Regions from separate parts of the Homo sapiens genome. Here region 2 is linked to region 1. A link is a contact called in ENCODE Hi-C or POLR2A ChIA-PET data. All regions are on one chromosome and are shown on one strand. The core of a region is the stretch at or near the end of the contact, and the rest is flanking DNA. Distances in the headings are between cores, read along the strand shown. Region 1 holds the start of NTRK3 (neurotrophic receptor tyrosine kinase 3). Region 2 has its middle 66 kb from the start of MRPL46.

What was found. Hi-C counts contacts between places; a loop is a spot of excess contacts on that map. ChIA-PET counts read pairs that join two places held with the same protein, here RNA polymerase II (POLR2A). Pooled maps may share reads with other maps.
Region 2: a loop to region 1 is called in a map of dorsolateral prefrontal cortex, with 5 times the contacts of the local background. The contact joins the enhancer-like site here to the promoter of NTRK3 in region 1. A Hi-C loop is called at or near these places in 1 of 168 maps with a recorded cell type or tissue (dorsolateral prefrontal cortex) and 1 of 50 pooled maps. POLR2A ChIA-PET finds 5 or more read pairs at or near these places in 3 of 52 experiments (OCI-LY7, WTC11 and activated CD4-positive, alpha-beta T cell).

What each region holds. Positions count from the first base shown.
Region 1 is chr15:88,254,770-88,258,741 of GRCh38, reverse strand. NTRK3 (neurotrophic receptor tyrosine kinase 3) reads left to right here and starts at 2,003. Exons shown (of 20, transcript NM_001012338.3): 1 at 2,003-2,098; 2 at 2,256-2,458; 3 at 2,574-2,836. The coding sequence starts at 2,589. All of the region lies in intron 1 of NTRK3-AS1 (NTRK3 antisense RNA 1), which reads right to left. RefSeq lists enhancers at 150-444, 2,785-3,321, 3,322-3,859.
Region 2 is chr15:88,399,378-88,403,349 of GRCh38, reverse strand. No RefSeq gene overlaps it. Among named protein-coding and RNA genes, the nearest start is that of MRPL46, 66 kb to the left of the region's middle. RefSeq lists an enhancer at 90-3,178. Within about 2 kb of position 1,794, at least 7 of the 41 ENCODE cell types and tissues checked have a DNase peak (open chromatin) inside an H3K27ac peak, as active enhancers do; they include OCI-LY7 and dorsolateral prefrontal cortex, where a contact is called at or near this core.

The DNA.
Region 1 (3,972 bases), core at 754-3,253:
GATGCTGGGCTGAATCCACTTGGCGTTCCCTGCCCAGGAGTGGTCTGAGAGAGGCTGTGTTTCTCTGCTGCCACCTGCCACCTCCCAAGAGAGGCCAAGTGTTAGGATCTGACTACACCTCAGTTTCCTGACTCTCAGATATTCTAAAGCCAATCCCAGAATGGCACTTGAAGTGACAGGGAAATTCCCAGTGGCCTAAGGACAGCCAGGATTGGCCTAGGGCCAGTAGCAAGTGGTTTGAGAGTCCAAGGAGGTCTTCACACTCTGTCCCCGCCTGCTGGTGGGAGGGCAAAATGCCAGTCTGGAGACAAGGCCATAATGGCGACGGGGGTAAAAATCTCCCTGGGGCCAAGGGAAGGTGGAACGTGACGGGAAGTCGGGAAAACTGCCTTGTATAGGCATGTTCTTTTCTTCCATTTTTTTCGTCCAAGTTTTTACTCCAAGCGACAGTGCCACCCGAAGGCGACCGGCCTGTTTGTGGTTGCGCCTGGGGCAGGCGGTGACACCGGCATACCCCTTCCCCCATCTTGCCTGCAAGTTGCATGACCTGCATCGGAATCCACAGGGGGGCGGGGGAGACTCCTTTCAGATACTGGATGCAGTTGAATTGAATTCAATGTATTTTGCTTCCTCGCCTGCCCTCCTCCAAGCTCGGGAAGGAGAACCCTGCTTTCTTCTGCGTGTGAATGCTGTAGTGTGTCTGCCTGCTCGGACTCCCCTAACCCTTTCTTCTCCTTTCCCACAGCGAATGCTCGTTTTTTTTTTTTTCAGCAAACAGCTCACACTTGGCATCTTTATGTTTTATTAAGAAAAAAATCCCTACCAGCGCAAAAGCGGGGCCCCCCCCACACACACTTCTTTCCCGGATGAGATCTGAGCTCTCGTCGAAAGCTGCACCTGCTTTGCGTCCCTACCAGGAAGGGGTGCTTGTGTGGGAGGGAAGGAGGAGGTTCTGCGCCCCCGAATCCGGAGAAAGCAGCCCGCCCGCCCCCTCACCCGGCAGCCAGCTCAGCTCACCCGAGAGCTGAGCCCGAGAAGCCGGCCTCTGACGGTGCTGGCGTGGCGCTTGCCAAAATATGCCCCTTGCATCTCAATTTCCCCCGGCCATTTCTCTTGCACGCACAGCTCGCCCGGGGCCACCTCGGCTCTCCAGCGCAGCCCTTTCGACCCCTGTTTCTTCCTTCCCCGATCCATGCCTGCTCAAGGCCGAATGCAAAACCCACCTCCAAGAAAGCGCAGCGGGCACGGGGGGCACCTAGCGTGCCATGTCCCGCAGTCCCCTCCCAGCCAAGACCAGAGCCCCAGACTCTAGATTACGGAAATGAGTGTCATTCAGACCAAGGACTGCGCGTCTGCGGTCCCGGTCCCCGGCTCTGGGTGCTTCTCTGGGGTGTCTGTGCGCTCCGGCACCCCCCGTCGCCGTCCGTGAGCCTGCGCCCCCCACCCACCCAGGCTTGGGAGCGCCCCCCACCCAAGGCTTGGGAGCACTCCCCAATCACCTCCGCCACGTTCATTTCACTTCCTACCGCGGTCCGGATTGCAGCAAAACCGGGTAGCGCGAGGGCCAAAAAGTGGAAAGGAGAGCGCCTTTCCGTGTCGTGCAGCCAGCTCGCCAACTCTCCCTCCCCAGCCCCGACCCTCGCAATCTCAAATGCAACTTTTTCCCTTCGGTCTCGGTTTCCCCCGGGCTGCGGCTAGCGGGCGCCGCGCTGCGAGGCGTGGAGCGGGCGGGCTGCCGCGAGGCTGCGGGTGGCGGTGCCGGCTACAGCCGCGAGCCGGCGAGTGGGTGGGTGGGTGGGTGGGGAGGAGGGAGAGGACAGGCGGGGAGAGAGACGGGTGTGGGGAGGGGAGGGAGGGGGAGATTCCGCTCTCCTGCCGCTCCCAGCCCGGGCGGGGGGCGGGGGGAGGAGGCCGCGACGAGGGAGGGGAGGAGGGAGGGAGGAAGGGAGGGAGGGAGCCGAGGAAGACGCTCCGATAACCCGTGCGTTTCGTAAGGCTCGGAGCACTTGTACATTTCTGCAGCCGCGCGGCGAGCCATTCGCGGCGGCTGCTGCAGCTCCTACTGCATCTTCCTTCTCTTCCTTTCCTCGGGCTCCGGGTGTGTGTATGTGTGAGAGTGAGTGTGTGTGTTTTGCAGGTGCGTGGTGTGTCCGTTTTAATTCTGCCCAGTAGGTGGGACTTGGTGACTTTAGCACCATTTTTTCCTTTTCCTTTTTTTTTTTTGCCTCCCCACCGTCTGTTGCAACCCTGCAAAGTCTCGGAGTCGGAGAGCGCGCCTCGCTTCCAGAGCCCCCGGACCCGGCGAGTCAGCGATCGCCGAGCCGGCCACCATGCCCGGCAGACCGCGCCACTAGGCGCTCCTCGCGGCTCCCACCCGGCGGCGGCGGCGGCGGCGGCGGCGTCCGCGATGGTTTCAGACGCTGAAGGATTTTGCATCTGATCGCTCGGCGTTTCAAAGGCAGAGGCCCCCCCTCCCCCTTCCCCCCTCCCTCGCCGTCTTTGTTTCCTTCCCCCCCTGCTCTCCCCACTCCCCCCACCCCACCCCCCTCTCCTCTCCTCCTCCTCTTTTTTAGAAGCAGCGATCGGAGATGGATGTCTCTCTTTGCCCAGCCAAGTGTAGTTTCTGGCGGATTTTCTTGCTGGGAAGCGTCTGGCTGGACTATGTGGGCTCCGTGCTGGCTTGCCCTGCAAATTGTGTCTGCAGCAAGACTGAGATCAATTGCCGGCGGCCGGACGATGGGAACCTCTTCCCCCTCCTGGAAGGGCAGGATTCAGGGAACAGCAATGGGAACGCCAGTATCAACATCACGGACATCTCAAGGAATATCACTTCCATGTAAGTCAGGCGGCCGCTCCCCAGCCTGCCTCCCCCGCGCTCTGCGTCTCCCTCCTGCCCACCCGCGGCCGGGAGCCGGCCCTCCGCCCGCCCCAGCTCGCCGCTGCCCGCCGCCCGCTGGGCGCGCGTCAGGCTCGCTCTGGCTCGGGAGATGCTCTCCGGCTGCGCATTCCAGGTGACTCCGGCCCTGGCGAGGCGCGATCCGGCTATGCGTGTGTGTGCCTCTCCCCGGAGAGGACCCCGGCCGCCGAGGGCACGCGGGGCCCAGCTACCGCCCGCCTCCCAACCAGTTGCTGGCTCGTTTCGATGGTGCAAATTGTTTTTTTTTGCTCCCCACTAAATAGCAACAGTTTGGCCACGCTCAAGTGGAATAAAGTAGACGAGGTTCGATTCTTTGGCAGAGGCGGCAGCGGCGGTGGCAGCGGCGGCAGCGCTTAGCCGGCAGGGAAGGTGACAGATAGGGACTGCTCGCGATCCAGCCGAGGTGTTTAACTATTTCCATTTGGAAACAGCAAAACATGCTGACAAGTAAACAAGTTGCGAGCTGGCTGCTCGCGGGGAGACTTTGGACGTGTGGAGGCCGTCATGGACGCCTACCTCTTCCCTTCCCCTCCTGCAGCCCGCCCTCTCCAGCCCCATTTTGGGCATTTCCGAGACACCCCTTTGCCACCCTCATCTGCATCTGGGCGCCTACAGATCCCTTCCCAGTTTGGGCTTTGATAACTGCTCGGAACTATTCCGAGTCAGGATGGCGCAGGGAGAGGAGAGGGCGTGTGTTTTGAGGAGAGGGGTTTCTTGTGTGATCGTGCGGATCGGTTCATTTGGAACATTCAACTCTGGCTGGCTTTTGCTTGGTTCTGCCCCCTCCGAGGGAGACCAGTGGTGGCCTGCTCTTTTCTCCTTGCTATTTTTCTTTGGTGGGGATGGCAGCAGACGCAAAGGAGAGGACAGATCGAGGGCTGGGGACTGGAGAGTCTGCTCCTCTTTTCTTTCGTTGACCTCGGCCAGGTGACCCCTTCCTAACCTACCACCCTGGAGAAGGGTGTGGACCATACTGGAATTGCTCAGAGGATAATTCTCACCTCTTTTCCCCCAAGGCTTCCAGCCCTTGGGGACCCTCAGCAATGGGTAGGCAG
Region 2 (3,972 bases), core at 545-3,044, 140 kb before region 1:
GAGTGCATGAAATCAGCAAGTATGTGAATAATCCTGCAGTCACATCTATGTACTGAGCACCTACTATGTTCTACTCTATTAGGGAAATGGCTGGAAAACAGGCAGTCATGACCCTATTTCCTCACAGTGTGGCGAGGAAGACAGAGTTGGAGCAATTAAAGATGCAATAGTCCATCTAAAAGAGCTTCAGTTGGGGACCTAACTTGGCCAGAATGATTAAGGATTAAAGAGTGCTTAAGATGAGACCTGAGAATGGGTAGCAATAATTAGTGGTAGTGAATGCATTTATACAAAATATATACTTGTGTGTACATGTGGGTGCACATGTACACACAGGTGCACGCGACAGATGTACACACGAAGTAAAATTCTAGGTAACTGAGTAAATAAATTAGTCCACAGAGAAAAAACTTCCATATTGCCAAGTTTATCATCCATTAAACACCCAGAAGATTTTATTGCCAACAAATTAGATGTTGATTTTTAGAAAATTAATTATATATTTCCCTGCCCTCCTAAGCAGCGTAAGTATCGCTTTCGTCATATTTCAGGGTCTTTCGCTATGACTGACATGCCAGTAGGATGCTTAGAGAGAGGGCTTCCTCAGGATTTATTTGGGGGTATGTAATAATTTTATTGCACTGAGATGGCTTCAGACTGCTTTGCTTTTTGAGTTCTTATGTCTGCTTTTTATAGTTTGCTGTCTCTTTCTGTGCTCTCGGGCTGTCAACTGTCACTTCCTGCAGCTGTCAGTAAGCCTGGCATTGGCAGGCCTCACCACTATCAGCATCTGCCCCGCCCCCAACACTCACAGGCTCAGCGATTCCATTCTAATCAGGTACTGACTCAGTTGGCTTGGCTTATCCAAGCTGTAAAGCAGCGCTCTGTAAAGTGCAGCCCCTACCCCAGCAGCAGCAGCTCCACCTGGGAACTTGTCAGAAATGCCAGTTCTTGGGCCCCGTCCCGGACCTGCTGAATCAGAAACTCTGGGGGTGGGACCATGTATTTAACAAGCTGTCCTGGTGATTCAGATGTCCCTAAAGTTTGAGAACCAGTGCTGTAAGGAAGGATAAATAGGGTCCAAGCGAGGGCTGTGTTGCTCTCCTTTGTGCAAGCTGCGTGAGCTTTAGAGCATCAGCCCTGCCTATGTTCTGTCCAGTCAAGGAGCCTGTGTTCCTTCCTGGTTCTGGGCTGTGTTCAGTGTGATTGGATTGTTTCAGGATATCTGAGTTGTAGGAAGATGAGAGGCCGGCTGTGTGAGTCTGAGTGCACACAGAACAAGAGTGAAGGACAGAAAGATAAAGACGGGGCCAGAGCTATGGCTTATGCTCAGCTCCCCAGCTCTTAGCTGCTGGAGTTTCTTACATCTTGGTTCCAGAGCCCTGGCCTGAACTCTCCAGCCAGGAGCCCTGGCGGTCTTCAGGTGGCAGAAGGGTCTTCTGATTCCGTCTTGCTCTCCCACACATGAGTAGCTGCCGGGGGCCCAGGCTGAGTGGCAGGAACACCCAGAGAGGCAGCAGCTGCCGGTGATGCTGCCAGAGACTGTCCAAACGGAGTTCTGAGGAGGGACAGCTAGGATATGTGTGGGAGCCTCTGAGATGCATGGATTTGGGTTTGTAAACATGGGCCTGTTACATTTAGGGTGGGCCACGGGCTTAGGGAGAGCTCCGTAGCATCTTTTGGCAACAGTTGAACATTTTGAGTGGTTTTAAAACATTGCTTATTCCTTATATAGTAGGAGGCCTGTTTTAGCACAGCTTGTCGTCAAAGGGGAGGAGAGAGGAGGGCGTTGGCACTGGGTGAACACCCATTGTGTGCCAGGTACTTTGCATAAATCTTGTTTTGTCGTTACACCCTTCTCCAGGGGCTGGGGCTTATTAGCTCTGCTTTACAGACTAGGACAGCGGCCAAGAGCAGAGGTCTGGGCACAAGAGGTGTCAACCATAGTGAGTCCTGCATGACCCCAGCACTGATACGAGGAGTGTGTTTTGTGAGTATCCAAGACTGTGTAACTGTCAGACAACACGGTAGTACTGAGGGCCCTCTGCCCACAGTGGGAGCACATGGTTGCACTCCTGACATGAGGCTCCAAAGCTGGGCTAAAGTTCCTTTACGATTGACTTGCTCAGTCTGCCTACATCGGTATTTGCTGGAGAGAGAGAGAAAGCAAGCATCTGCTGAACGTGAATCCTGTGAGATGCTCCTCAAATTCAAAGTCCCACTGGCCAAATCAGTTCGGGAATTGTCATAAACTTATCTATACTCCACTCTTGGAGGTCACGATTCAGACTGTATCAGGCAGAGATCAGCTAGAGCCACAGAAACAGTAGGAAATACATATTAAGAGATTTATTGCAAGGAATTGGTTTATGTAATTGTGGGGGCTGGCCAGGCAAGTCTGAAGTCCCAAGGTCAGGCTGGAATTCTAGACCATGGGGTGAAGCTGCTGTCTGAAGGCAGAATTTCTTCTTCAGGGAAACCTCAGCTCTGCTCCTAAGGCCTTCAGACTGATTAAATCAAACCAACCCAGATGATCCAGGATAATCTCGCTTATGTAAAGTCACCCTTCCCAGGGGACTGGGGCTTATTAGCTGTGTCTAATAAGATAAGGCTTCTTAGTCCCTCTGGGGGACAGATTATCTAGGATAATCTCCCTTATGTAAAGTCAACTGATTATGAATTTTAATCACATGTACAAAATACCTTCATGACAACACCTAGATTTGTGTTTATAGTTGACATCTAGCTGGGTGAGGTGGTCACAGCTGTAATCTGAGCACTTTGGGAGGCAGAGGCAGGAGGATTGCTTGAGGCCAGGAGTTTGAGGCCTCCAGTCTGGGTGACAGGGCGAGACCCTGTCTCTAAAATAAACAAACAAACAAATAAAGTTGACATCTAGAACTGACTGTCACACAAATAAACACACTGAGAAGTCCTCCACTAAAGACATCTTGGTTTCGCAGAATCTGTTGTTTCCCAAAGTTGTTTGAACAAGTCCCCACCCCCATTCCCTATCCCCCACAACAGCTGTTTCCACCCAGTATTCTACAGGGTACCTTGGAGATTGCTGCCCCAGCTGTCTGGCCCTTCCTGAGAGGTGCTGCGCAGCAGGAAGCCCAGGGCCGAGTCTGCTCGGTCTACAGGGGCTCTAGGGCAGGGTTTGTCCACTTTGGCCCTATCGACATTTTGGGTCAATTAATTCTTTGTGGTGGGGCTGTCCTGTGCACTGTAGGATGCTTACCAGCATTCCTGGCCCCTATGCACTAGATGCCAGTAGCATCTCTTCCTCCCGAGCTGGGACAACGTAAAATGTCAAATGTCACCTGGGGGACAACATTGCTCCTGTTGAGAACTATGAGTGTAGAAGAAGTTAGGAGACAACAAAGGGCTTTACTGGCCCGGCAGCCTGAGTTTGAATCATACCTCTGTGTTACTTTTGTTTACTTCCATCCTGCCACGTTCCAAAAGGATGTGAGCCGTTAAGTCTGTTATTTAATAGCTCCACGGGGAAGTTAATTCTACTTTTGTGAACCTCAGTTTTCACCTCTGCAAAATGGGAGTCATGACAAGACTTATCTTGCTGGTTATTGAGGGATTCACTGAGGTGGAGTGTGTAGGGTACCTGAATCACAGTGGTTATTCCATATATGTTTGTTCCTTAGCCTTCCAAAAGAGAAACTGAGTCTCACAATTAGGATTTCATGGGCATCCTAAAATAGTGGAGTTGCAAGGATCTTGGCTGTCACCTGGTCCATTTTCTAGATGAAAAGACCAGCCTGGCACCTGCCAGAGGTTCCAGAGCTCCAGGCAGGGATATTTCTCAACCCCGAGCTGTGAAACTTCCCAGGTGTAAAATACCTGGGGGCCCTGGATAAGAATAGCCCAGGTGTCCTCCACAGTTCCTGCTGCTGCTGAGTCTGGAGAGAAGCACTTAGGTGTGGACAGGCTCTAAGGACCCTCGGAGGGTTCAAC